3 separate regions of the Mus musculus genome follow, and regions 1 and 3 are each linked to region 2. Evidence: chromatin contacts called from ENCODE POLR2A ChIA-PET data. All regions are on one chromosome and are shown on one strand. Each heading gives the region's core, a stretch centred on a gene start or an enhancer-like site at or near the end of the contact. The rest is flanking DNA. Distances are from core to core; before and after follow the strand shown.

Evidence for each region. ChIA-PET counts read pairs that join two places held with the same protein, here RNA polymerase II (POLR2A).
Region 1: POLR2A ChIA-PET joins it to region 2 with 15 read pairs in embryonic stem cell. The contact joins the promoter of Kcng4 here to the promoter of Mbtps1 in region 2. POLR2A ChIA-PET finds 5 or more read pairs at or near these places in 4 of 5 experiments (Patski and embryonic stem cell).
Region 3: POLR2A ChIA-PET joins it to region 2 with 14 read pairs in embryonic stem cell. The contact joins the promoter of Osgin1 here to the promoter of Mbtps1 in region 2. POLR2A ChIA-PET finds 5 or more read pairs at or near these places in 3 of 5 experiments (Patski and embryonic stem cell).

The regions. Positions count from the first base shown.
Region 1 is chr8:119,633,927-119,637,487 of GRCm38, reverse strand. Kcng4 (potassium voltage-gated channel, subfamily G, member 4) reads left to right here and starts at 1,808. Exons shown (of 3, transcript NM_025734.2): 1 at 1,808-2,256. It overlaps Gm46054 (a long non-coding RNA gene), which reads right to left and starts at 1,860. Exons shown (of 4, transcript XR_001778667.2): 1 at 1,585-1,860.
Region 2 is chr8:119,557,445-119,560,594 of GRCm38, reverse strand. Mbtps1 (membrane-bound transcription factor peptidase, site 1) reads left to right here and starts at 1,834. Exons shown (of 23, transcript NM_001167910.1): 1 at 1,834-1,949.
Region 3 is chr8:119,435,297-119,438,690 of GRCm38, reverse strand. Osgin1 (oxidative stress induced growth inhibitor 1) reads right to left here and starts at 1,544. Exons shown (of 6, transcript NM_027950.2): 1 at 1,398-1,544.

The DNA.
Region 1 (3,561 bases), core at 559-3,058, 77 kb before region 2:
ATGGCCTGGAACTCCCCCAGGTAAGCCAGGCTGGCTGGCCAGCAAGACAAGGAATCCTCCTGTCTCTGCCTCACTAGCACAGGGATAATGGGCAGGTTTTACCAGGCTTGTAAGGGTTTTAAGGGCTCAGATTTAGATTGGCATGCCCGTGCAACAAGGGCTTCACTGAGCTCTCATGGGGGATTCTAGATGGGCATTGGGACTTTGTATGTACTGGGAAAGGTGGCAGACACTGGAGAGGGTGGCTAACCTAAGAGATTCATGCTGGCCGTTTCATGTCGACTTGATACAAGTTAGAGTCCTCTGAGAGGAGGGAACTTCATTTGAGAAAAATGACTCTGTAAGGTTAAGCCATAAGCAACCCTGTAGGGAATTTTCTTGATCCATCATTGATGGGGGAGGGCCCAGCCCACTGTGGACAGAGATACAAACTGGGATGTATCCTGGGTTCCACAGGAAAGTCCCAGGCTGAGCAAGTCACGAGGAATGAAGCAATAAACAGCACTCATCCAAGGCCTCGGCCCTGGTTCCTGCCTCCAGGTTCTCGCCTTGGCTTCCTTCAGTGGGTAGTGACTTGGCTACGGAAGCTAAATAAACCCTTTCCTTCCCAAGTTGCTTTGGATCACCGTGCTTCATCACGGCAATAGAAACTCTGACTGAGACAGAACTAAAGGAGATAGAGAACAGAGAGCCCTGTCCGGAGGGAGAGAGTTCTGGAGCCTGGCTTATTGGAGCTAAGAGAATGGGAGAGTCAGAGAAAGGGCAGAGCCTCGGCACCCCTCACAAAGATGCCAGACCTCTCTCTGCCTTGGGCCTCAGCAGCAGTGACTGTGGTACAGGCAGCAGGGAGGGGCTGTGGGAAGGCAGAGAAAACAGGCCCTGTCTCCAGTTCTTGGAATTTCTGTGGAACCCTGGGGTTCCCATAATACCCTTTGAGAACCCCTGCCCCCTGCCAGCCTCTCCTTCTTGCCTGCACTCCTCCGCCCCTCTTCGAGGCCACAGGTACTCTCTGTTACTCCTTCCAGAGAGCTGAGGACAGCCAGGCTCTGATCCCCTTGCTCCTGGACGCCCCCCCCCCCCATCAGTGACAGCCCTAACCTAGCTCCAGCTGCCAATTAGGACGATGACCTTGAACAAGCCTCTAGGGATCTCAGAGGCCGAATGGAGTTGTGAAGGTCACTTGGCTGCAAAAACCTTTTAAGGAAATGAAGGACCTAGGGATAGGCAGCCCTACATTAACAGGCTTTTGCAATTTCAGCCTTTATGGTTCCCACTGTCCTCATCTGACCAGTGAGAAAACTGAGGCCCAGAGAGGTGGAGTGACTCACCAAGCACACACAGCAAGAAGCTGGCTTGCAGCATCTCCCTCTCCCCACCTACACCTACACCTACACCCAGGGCCAAGCTCCCAGGAGAAGCTCAAGGCTTGGATTTCATATCCTGAAAGCCTGCTGCCACTCATAGACATTTTACAGATAAGGAGACTGAGTACAACGGCACAAAGCCACCTGCCTAAGGACATTCACTTGGACACTGGGATCTGGCCCCAATCTCAGCCCCTTATGCCATCTCCCCAATACCTACCCTAGGCTCTGAGACTGGGTCGGTCTGTCCCAGCCTGCAAGCCTCCCCACAGCCCTTACTGAGTGGACCATGAGGTTGCAATCGCCAGGTCCCCAGCTGCTCCAGCTCCTCCTGAGCTCGGCTCCTCCTCAGAGAGGAGAAGGACAGACATTCTCCTTGCCTTCCTGGTGGCTGGCAGAGCCTCTGCTCCCCGCCTGCTGCCTGGCTGATGGAGAGATTAATCCTAAGCCCTTCCTGGCAGCACCCCCACCCCCATCTCAGGCAGGACCATGCTGGCTGTCCCCGTGGGACTTGGAGCACCAAGTCCAATGCTGAGGCAGGACAGCTGGCCCAGCTCCCTGCAGCATCCGGACCTTCGGCTTCCAGGAGGAGGGAGGACTTCAGAGCCCTTCTAGAGAGCCACCTTGCGCCTCTGCTCTTCTGCGGAGTCAGACTGAATAAACTTCTGCTCTGTAGAGGAAGTGGGAGAAGAATTGGATGCTGACCCTCTGCCAGGACTGCTATGTTGAGAGCTGGTTTTGATTTGTGTTTTGTTTTGTTTTTTGGGGGGCGGGGGTTCTTCTCATTTCCCCCTACCTCTCTGTCACAACCCTGTCTTTTCCTGGTCAGTGAGACATGGGCTCCCCATGCCCGGCAGAGAACCAGCTGGGAACACACTTCCTAAAACAAGCGGTGAGTTGAACTTGGGAGGAAGTTGCTCGTTCTGGGGGGGGATGTTCTAGAGCTGGCTGAGTGGAACAGCTTGGCAGAAGGGATATTTGGAATGAATTACTTCCCCGGGCTCTAAGGGAGTTTTGCTGGCCAGCTGTTGGAGGGGGAACAAAGACCACAAAATCAGATCTGTTCAGTGGAAGGAGAGGGGGACAAGATTCCAGCGCTGGAGAGAACCCCTAGCCAGGAAGCTGTGTCCTGGGTTGAGTTTGGATTTGCTGAGTGACCTTGGATGAGTCCCTTTCAGCACTCTGGGTCTTGGTTTTTACACTGGAAATTGAGAAAGGTTGGCAAGAACACCCTGGATTTCCTGTCTCTGCAGGCTGCGCTCCTCCTGCCGCTGGCTGTGTGCTGTGAACCAAGTAATGCATGCAGAATAGCGGAGTGCTCTGCAGGGCGAGTGTGAAACACAGCCACCCCCACTCACTCCTCGCTGGCTGTCCGCAGAATCCCGGCCGGCTCTGGAGTAGAAAGGCACTTTCGTTTCCATTGGCTCCTGATTGGAATGCCTCTCTCAATGTAAGGTTATAGGTGCCTGGAGACAGCTCTGGCTGGAACAGGTAGCATAAGAAATGGTCACACCACACGGATGATGAGACAGGTCATAAATACTTTTAAAATTATGTGAGCAAGCTAAAATAAAACCTGCTTGTCCTAAGCGAAGCCCCTAAATGGGTTTGCAATACAGACAGCATTAGAAACCTCTTCACGATGCAAATAAAAGAGTATACAGCTCAGAGTGGGGAGTGACTACTTCAAGGTCACACAGCAAGGGTGACAGAAGATCAGGGTGAAGCTTTCTTGGGGAGCTCCTGAGAGTCAGGTGCCTTGCAAAGCTGTCATGATCCCTACCTCCTAAGCGTTTGACAGTAGGGGACACTAGGTGTCAGTCAGTCCCCTCATCTGCGAAGGTGAACCGTGCCTGTCTGCCTTATGGGATGGTTGGCCTGGGCCCCTTAAAGGAACTGGGTGCCTTAGAGCTTCTAGAAGTGACCGTTATGATGGTGTTTCCCGAACAGGCCTGTGCTCAACAGTATGGTAGCCCAAACTTCCCCACTCGCACAGACCAAGCAGAGGGTCCAGAGAATCTGAGTCTGTCCTCTTCTGTAAAGGACATGGCCACGTAGGGCACCCTGCAGGGTTGACACAAGCCTTGCCCTTTGAGGAGAGAGAGGAAGCCTCATGCCCCAAGACTACACAGTGTTCGAAAGCACAGCACAGGGTCCGCTACTCACATCTCCATCCACAAAGTCCGTGTCAGAGAGA
Region 2 (3,150 bases), core at 585-3,084:
GTGGTCACATGGTTACTACAGAGTTATCCCTTGATGTCTGAGGGGAGCAGTTCTGGGAGCCCCATGATCAACAAAATCTACAGATGCTTAAGTCCCCTGGATCAAACGAAATAGCATTTGTATGTGACTGCACGGGTCCTCTGTACACTGAGGTCCTCCCTATATAACACACATCGCTACAGAACCACGGTGATAAAATTCCTAAGTTTGGTTGTTTGAAGTGGGAGATTTACAACGGAAAGTAATTGCTCTAGTTATTCTGAGACAGCCCCTAGGCAGCTGTTAGCCAGGGTCAGCATGTGCGCTTGGCAGAATATTGCTCTTCCTGATACGAGAACCTGGACTTAATGAGGACCGGGATTCAATGGTGTTGTGACCCAGTACCCGCTTTGAACTTTCTAACAGAGGCATGGTCTTTGATACGGGAGTGTTCCTAATGGCCGGGGGTGTCTCCATTTGTCCTGTCCCTAATCAGTGGTGATCTTAACAGAAACCCAGAAAACCAAAACTTTAATTACATTTGTGGTAAAGCCATCTCTTTCCTACAGTCTGGTTAGTCCACTACTCAGCTCTGAGCACTCCTTTAGCTAAAGTCTACTGTATGCAGGCTTAATGGGTCCTTTATGACATCAACTTATTGCTCCCAGCTTCTCCTGAGCCAGCAAGGGTCTTCTAATTACTGGGCTTCAGGCATCTGAAGGACAGAAGACCTTGGGGAGAGTGTGGCGAATCAGCAGGGAGACATCAGGCCAAGAGCAAGATTCAAGTCTCAGGGCAGAGAGTGGGCAGGCAATGGGGTTGCCACAGCGAGTTTCCGGAATGATGGGTTATCCATAGGATTCTGGAACCTGGGAATAAATGCGGTCTATCCTTTTCAATGTGTGGGGCTACTGTCTCAGAACCGCCCTTTTAAAATCTCGTTTGTATGTCTGTGTAGGATTATGTATAGGCGTGCAGGTGCCCTCAGAGGCCAAAAACCTGATCCCTCCGAAGCTGAAGTTACAGTGAGCAGGTTCTGGGATGGAAACTTGGCTCCTATACAAGAGTACTGTCCCCTCTTACATGCACTCTTCTGACTGAACACCTGAGGGAAAACACAAGAGTGCTGCACAAGGTCCCCTCCATACCCTGACCTAAATCCTGGGTCCGGATCCCCTTTTCTTGAGTTTGCTCGGCTGGAGGTCCCAATGCAAAACCCAGTTTCCATACCAGGTTTGGCAGCCAAGGTGAGCTTATGAGCCTAGGACTCAGGGTTTGTCTCCTCCATCCTGTTTGCTTCAGTCACAGTCCCCGAGCACACTTAGGTTGTGCCAGGGCCAAGAGTGATCGATCCAGCTCAGTACTAAGGCTGAGAATGGGCCCGTTCTACAGGTGGCTAAATTGCTCAAGTGCGTTTTACCAGACGAAATTCACCTTGATCCTGTTTGTTCCAAATGGTAAATAGTTGGTGTTACAAACGTCCTGTTTCTCAAGATGCTGATGCACCCTCCTGGCAGCAGTAATAAACTGGGGCCATGGGAGTAGTTCAGGAGAACACATAGATTGGATAGGCGCCGTCCCACTTCAGCCGCGCAAAGGTGCTCGCACCCTTCCTGAGTTTCCAGGCCAGGAAACCTGGAGAAACCTAAACCACCAGGGTTCCCTATATATACCCAGAGAGGGCGATTTGGCCTCGCCCTCGGCTCCGCCCCTTCCCGACCCCTCCCCCAAGACCGCAAATGTCGCGAGAGCTCCGCACAGCCTCTCGCCTCGGTGCCGGGCCGTCAGGAGCGCGCACGCAGGTCGCGGGCGCGCAGAGCACGCCGGGCCGTCGTAACCCCCCCACGCCCCAGCGGCGTGGTCTCGCGAGACTTGCGAGTAAACATCCCCCGAATGGAGACCCGAGGCGTGTTCGCGGCGGAGCCGCCGTTCTCCCGGGTCCGCCGACCCCGAGCCTGAGGCGGACGCAGGTACGTTTGCCGGCGGCGGCCGAGAGCCGGACGCGCCCTAGGCTCAGCCGTCCGCTGCCCGCGCGGGGGCCGCCGGCTACCGCAGCTGCTTCCCCAGAAATTGGCCCGGAGCGGCGGCGGCGGCTGCGGCGGCCTGGCCTGCGCCTGCGCGCCGCGGTGCGCAAGCGCCGTTCGCCTCCGCAGGGCCCTGCGGTCGCGAGCCCCGGGGAACCGAGCTGCAGCTCAGTGCACATCGCGGCTCGGACTCGCATTTGCTGTAGGTGTTTTTGAGTGGCGCTTTGAAGGGACGGGAGGAGCACTTGAAGATTTCATTCTGGGATCAGCCTCGCTAGCAACCCCTAGGTTTGGAGGCGAATGAAAAAGCCGGACAGAGAAAAGCATAAAAATCTGCAAAACTAGTCGGGGGGGGAAAAAGTTAATATTTAAGACAAGGTCTGAGTAGCTCAAGCTGGCTTTGAACTCCTGATCCTCACGTCTCTGCCTGGCGCTGGGATTAAAGACGTACAGCGCCACACCACTTACCGTTATTTTTTAAACGCAAGACCGTGATTTCTATAAAGTGTCCTATGTATCACAGGGTCACTTGTATTAAGTGGTCCCGCCCTGTGACTTTGTGTCATCTTGCGGAGCAGTTCAGTCGGCACCACAGCCCGCTTTGAGAACCACTCCCCAGACTCCCGGTACCCTGCTGTGGTTAGAACCGATTTTTAGTCTGCTATTTTAGTCACCGATGGACCTGTCTCCTTAGGTTTGCTTTTTGGGAATAGTGGGTCAAGAGTCGCATGTGGCCTTTGGTGTCTTGTTTCCAGAATTCATCTATGTTGTTGCATAAACCAGTACCTTTTTTTATGGTTGTAGCGTAAGTCAGTATTTCATCTTTTACGGCTGAATGATAGTCCGTTGTTTAATAGCCCACAGTTACCCCTATTCATGTGGAATACCTTTTGCCAAGGTCTTATCTTGCAGTATGTGACACATTTGGCCACAGAGCTAATTTTTTGTGGACTTTTTGGTTTTTGTTTTTGTTTTGAGTGTAAGGGTGAAGTGGCTACTGGAACCTGCACTTTTGCTCATTAGGACTCTCCTGCAGTCTCTAAACACCCCTTATAACCAACAATTTGCTGTTACTATCTAAAAAGTGATGCGGTGTTGGCAGGCCTCCCCCTCGCCCCTCGGGAATGAAGGAGCATGTTTTCTGGTC
Region 3 (3,394 bases), core at 295-2,794, 120 kb after region 2:
CTCCAGGCTAGAATAACCAGTTTTTAAAAGTACTGGCATATTTCGGAGTCTCTCTGGTTGGGCAATGCTGATAGAAAAAAAAAATAACGTTCTCAAGTTGTTGATTTAAGGGGCCAGGGAGATGGCTCCGTGGGTAAAGTGCTTGCCTAACCGTGAGGAACTGAGTTCAGATTCTCCACACTCCTGTCAAAAGCAGATGTCTGTAATCCTAGGTCTGGAGAGACAAACACAGGAGGGCCCCTGGAGATCACCCGCCAGAGAGCTGAATGACAGGCTCCAGGTTCAGTCCAGGAGAGGGAAGCCTGGAGGGAAGTGGCCCTGCAGGTAACTTGTTGTACAAGGGCAGTGACTTATGGGCAGGCAGCACTCACATAAAGATGGAAGGAGAAAGCTGACCCCTGACCCCTGACTCCTGGCGGGGGGGGGGGGGAGGGGTGGCTGTCTGATTTCTACACGTGTTCTTGTGCTCTCTCTAGCAATAATAATAATAATGATAGTGATAATAGAATGAAAAAGAAGGTGTGGACAGTGACTGAGGAAGACGCTAGCCATCGACCTCTGACCCCACAGGTATGAGCACATAAAAAATGAGTTTCTCAGAAGTGGCGATAGTTGCCCTGGTGTAACACTGCAGACATTTCTAAGGTTATGAAATCGTCATGCCAGGGAGGGCTGGGAACCATATACCATTTGTCTCTAAAAATGCCACCACCACCCCCAAGAGCTGGGGGTTTCTTATCCCCACTTCATGAATGAAACTGAGGTTGGGGAAAATGGAAGGGGAGGGGACATCTCGTCTAGGTCCTAGACAGCCTCGTTTGGGATCCTTTCCCCTCCATTCCCAAATAAAGCAACAGGTAGCAGTGACAGCTGCTAGTGACACAAAGCCCTGGGGCAGGAGGAAGTGTGCAGTCAGCCAAGTGTTACCTGGCCTTAGTCACAGTGAACCCTCGTTCCAAGTGCCTGCTCCACCTGGGCCCAAGGGTGCCTGATGGCCCAACCTCCACGGTCCACCACTTTCTCCACCGCACCTTCCGTAAACCGAGTACCCAGGAACCCTCGGCTGTGCTTGTCTGAGCCTGGTACCTAGGACCCACTGGAGCACCTCGCCAGGCTGGAGACACAGTGGCCATTGGTGCCTCGAAGGAGCAAGGCTACCCATGCTCCTTCCTGCCGGAACAGCTATTTCACGAGTTAGGATTAGGCTGCTAAGCCAGGGGCCGCTGGGGGAGAGTGTCCCAGACACTTAACCATGGCCATCGCTGGAGGTGCAGGGAGGACTCCCAGAGTCCTCCTCAGGACCAGTCAGTGTACACCCCGGCTTTCCTGACCCCCGTCTGCCCACCCTTGCCCCATAGCTATTGTTTCCCACCCACAGCCTTGCCCGGACCACTCACCTGATGGATGGTAGATAGCTGGAGGGAGCTGGTGAGCCTGGGTTGTCTGGACACTCAGAGGAACTTGGTCACACGGTGAGAGACTTTGTCACGGTGCCCTGCTGCAAGAACAGGATGCCCATTAGCCCTGGGGATCCCAGAGGCTGTGCGAGGCCCAAGGCTAGCAGGGGTATTTCACAGCGGGGCAGGGAGGAGGCGGAGGCAGGGGCGGGACCAGGAAAATCACTTTCATAAGCGTGAGTCAGCAGGGGCCCCTGGGTGAATGAACTTGGCCCTGGCCAGTCTTAAAGGGCCCCTGCTGGCCAGTTCCTCCCTTCCCGGGTTCAGTTTGAAGGAGGAACTAGGGAATCTTGAAAGAGACCACTAGGTCTCTTCCTTACCAGTGAGTGGTAGGCTTCTGAGAAATAGCTGGCCAGCTGGCTTCTGAACTCCAGAAAGCTCTGATCTTCCACTCACTTCCCACCCCAGCGTGTGGGGAGAGGGGACACGGGTGTGTGCAGAAAAAACCCTCAGTCACTGGTCAACCCCGACAACTCCCACTCAGCGACTTCCTGGTTGGAGACTCTGAACAAACCTCAGTTTCCCCATCTGAAAAGTGGGGTTGAGTTGGACTCCCTCATGTGTGCGTGCATGCGCATGTGAGTGTGTGTCCGTCCTCCCTGGTCCTTATAGACTTCTCTTCCTGTAGGGGGTCACGCCAGTCTGCTGGCCGGTTCTTGTGGTCCGTGAACGGAAGCTGGGTCCTAGGGAGACATCCCTTACTGCACACTGGGTCTGGAATAGCGCTTTTCCATATGGAGCCTTGGCTCAAGAGAAGGAAGTTGGGCAGTGGTTTAGGTCGGTGCACTCACCTTGGTGGCCATTGTTCCTGTCCTGATCAGCTGTCACTCTACCACCAGGACCAGAACTGGGGAGGGGCGGTGGGGGGGGAGTGTCAGGCTCTCACTCTAAGTACCCAAGAGACTACTCAGCGATTAAGAGCACTGGCTGCTCTTCCAGAGATTCTGAGTTCAATTCTCAGCAACCACATGGTGGCTCACAACCATCTGTAATGGGATTTGATGCCCTCTTCTGGTATGTCTGAAGACAGAACACTCATATATATTACATAAACAATTCTTTAAAAAAAAAAAAGGAACTCATTAAACAAAGTGACACTTTGGTACAATTTTCTAAAGAAAAAAAATTAAGTAAAGAATACAAATTCCAGAAAAAGAAAACTTCAGAGTTGTAAAGAAAGACGGGGTCCTTGGGCCCACCTCGTGGAACATCCTTCGGCTGCAAGAGTCTTGGCTGCTAGCACAGCATTTTGATTTAAAAAATGATATTTTGTTTTTCTTGGATTAAAAGAATGATTATTCAAAATACCGCATATAGGTTTTGGGGAATAGATCAGTAGAACCTGTGCCTAGCATTGCATGAGACCCTAGGTTGAAGGCCAAGTACCATTGTGCACTGATATGTTCAAACCCTGGGCTCGGGGCTGGGAGATGGCTCAGTGGAGAACACTTGCCCAACATGCTCAAAGCCCTGGCTTCAGTCCCCAGGACTGCTAAACACACGGAACCCCTGAGCCCTAGTCTGTGCCAGCAGTCTCAATGGGAGAGTCTGTTCCCCGGGGAGTACCTAGTGCACCATAAACTGGCGGAGGGGCACATCCTGCAGGGGTGGGTGAAGAGGGACGCCATCCTGGGGTGAGTAGTTAGGAGGCAGAGTGGGCAAGGCTGGCTGCTGACCTGGGTTTAAGGGAAAGGTCAGGCACGGCTCAAGGATCTGGTCCTAGAAGCTACTGCTCCCCTGGGGGATCCTGGGCTGCAATTTTTGCTTAGGGCTTTGTGGTCAGAATCTTGGTTTAATGCTCTGGTGTCTCCTTAACATTCTTGGTCATTTCTTTTAAAACAAGGACCATGCATTCTGCATGTCCCTTTTCCACTAGGCTGGGCAGCTTTCCCTAGCCTGAATGGGAGCTGCCTTGGGTTTAGCTCTTCTGCTGAGAC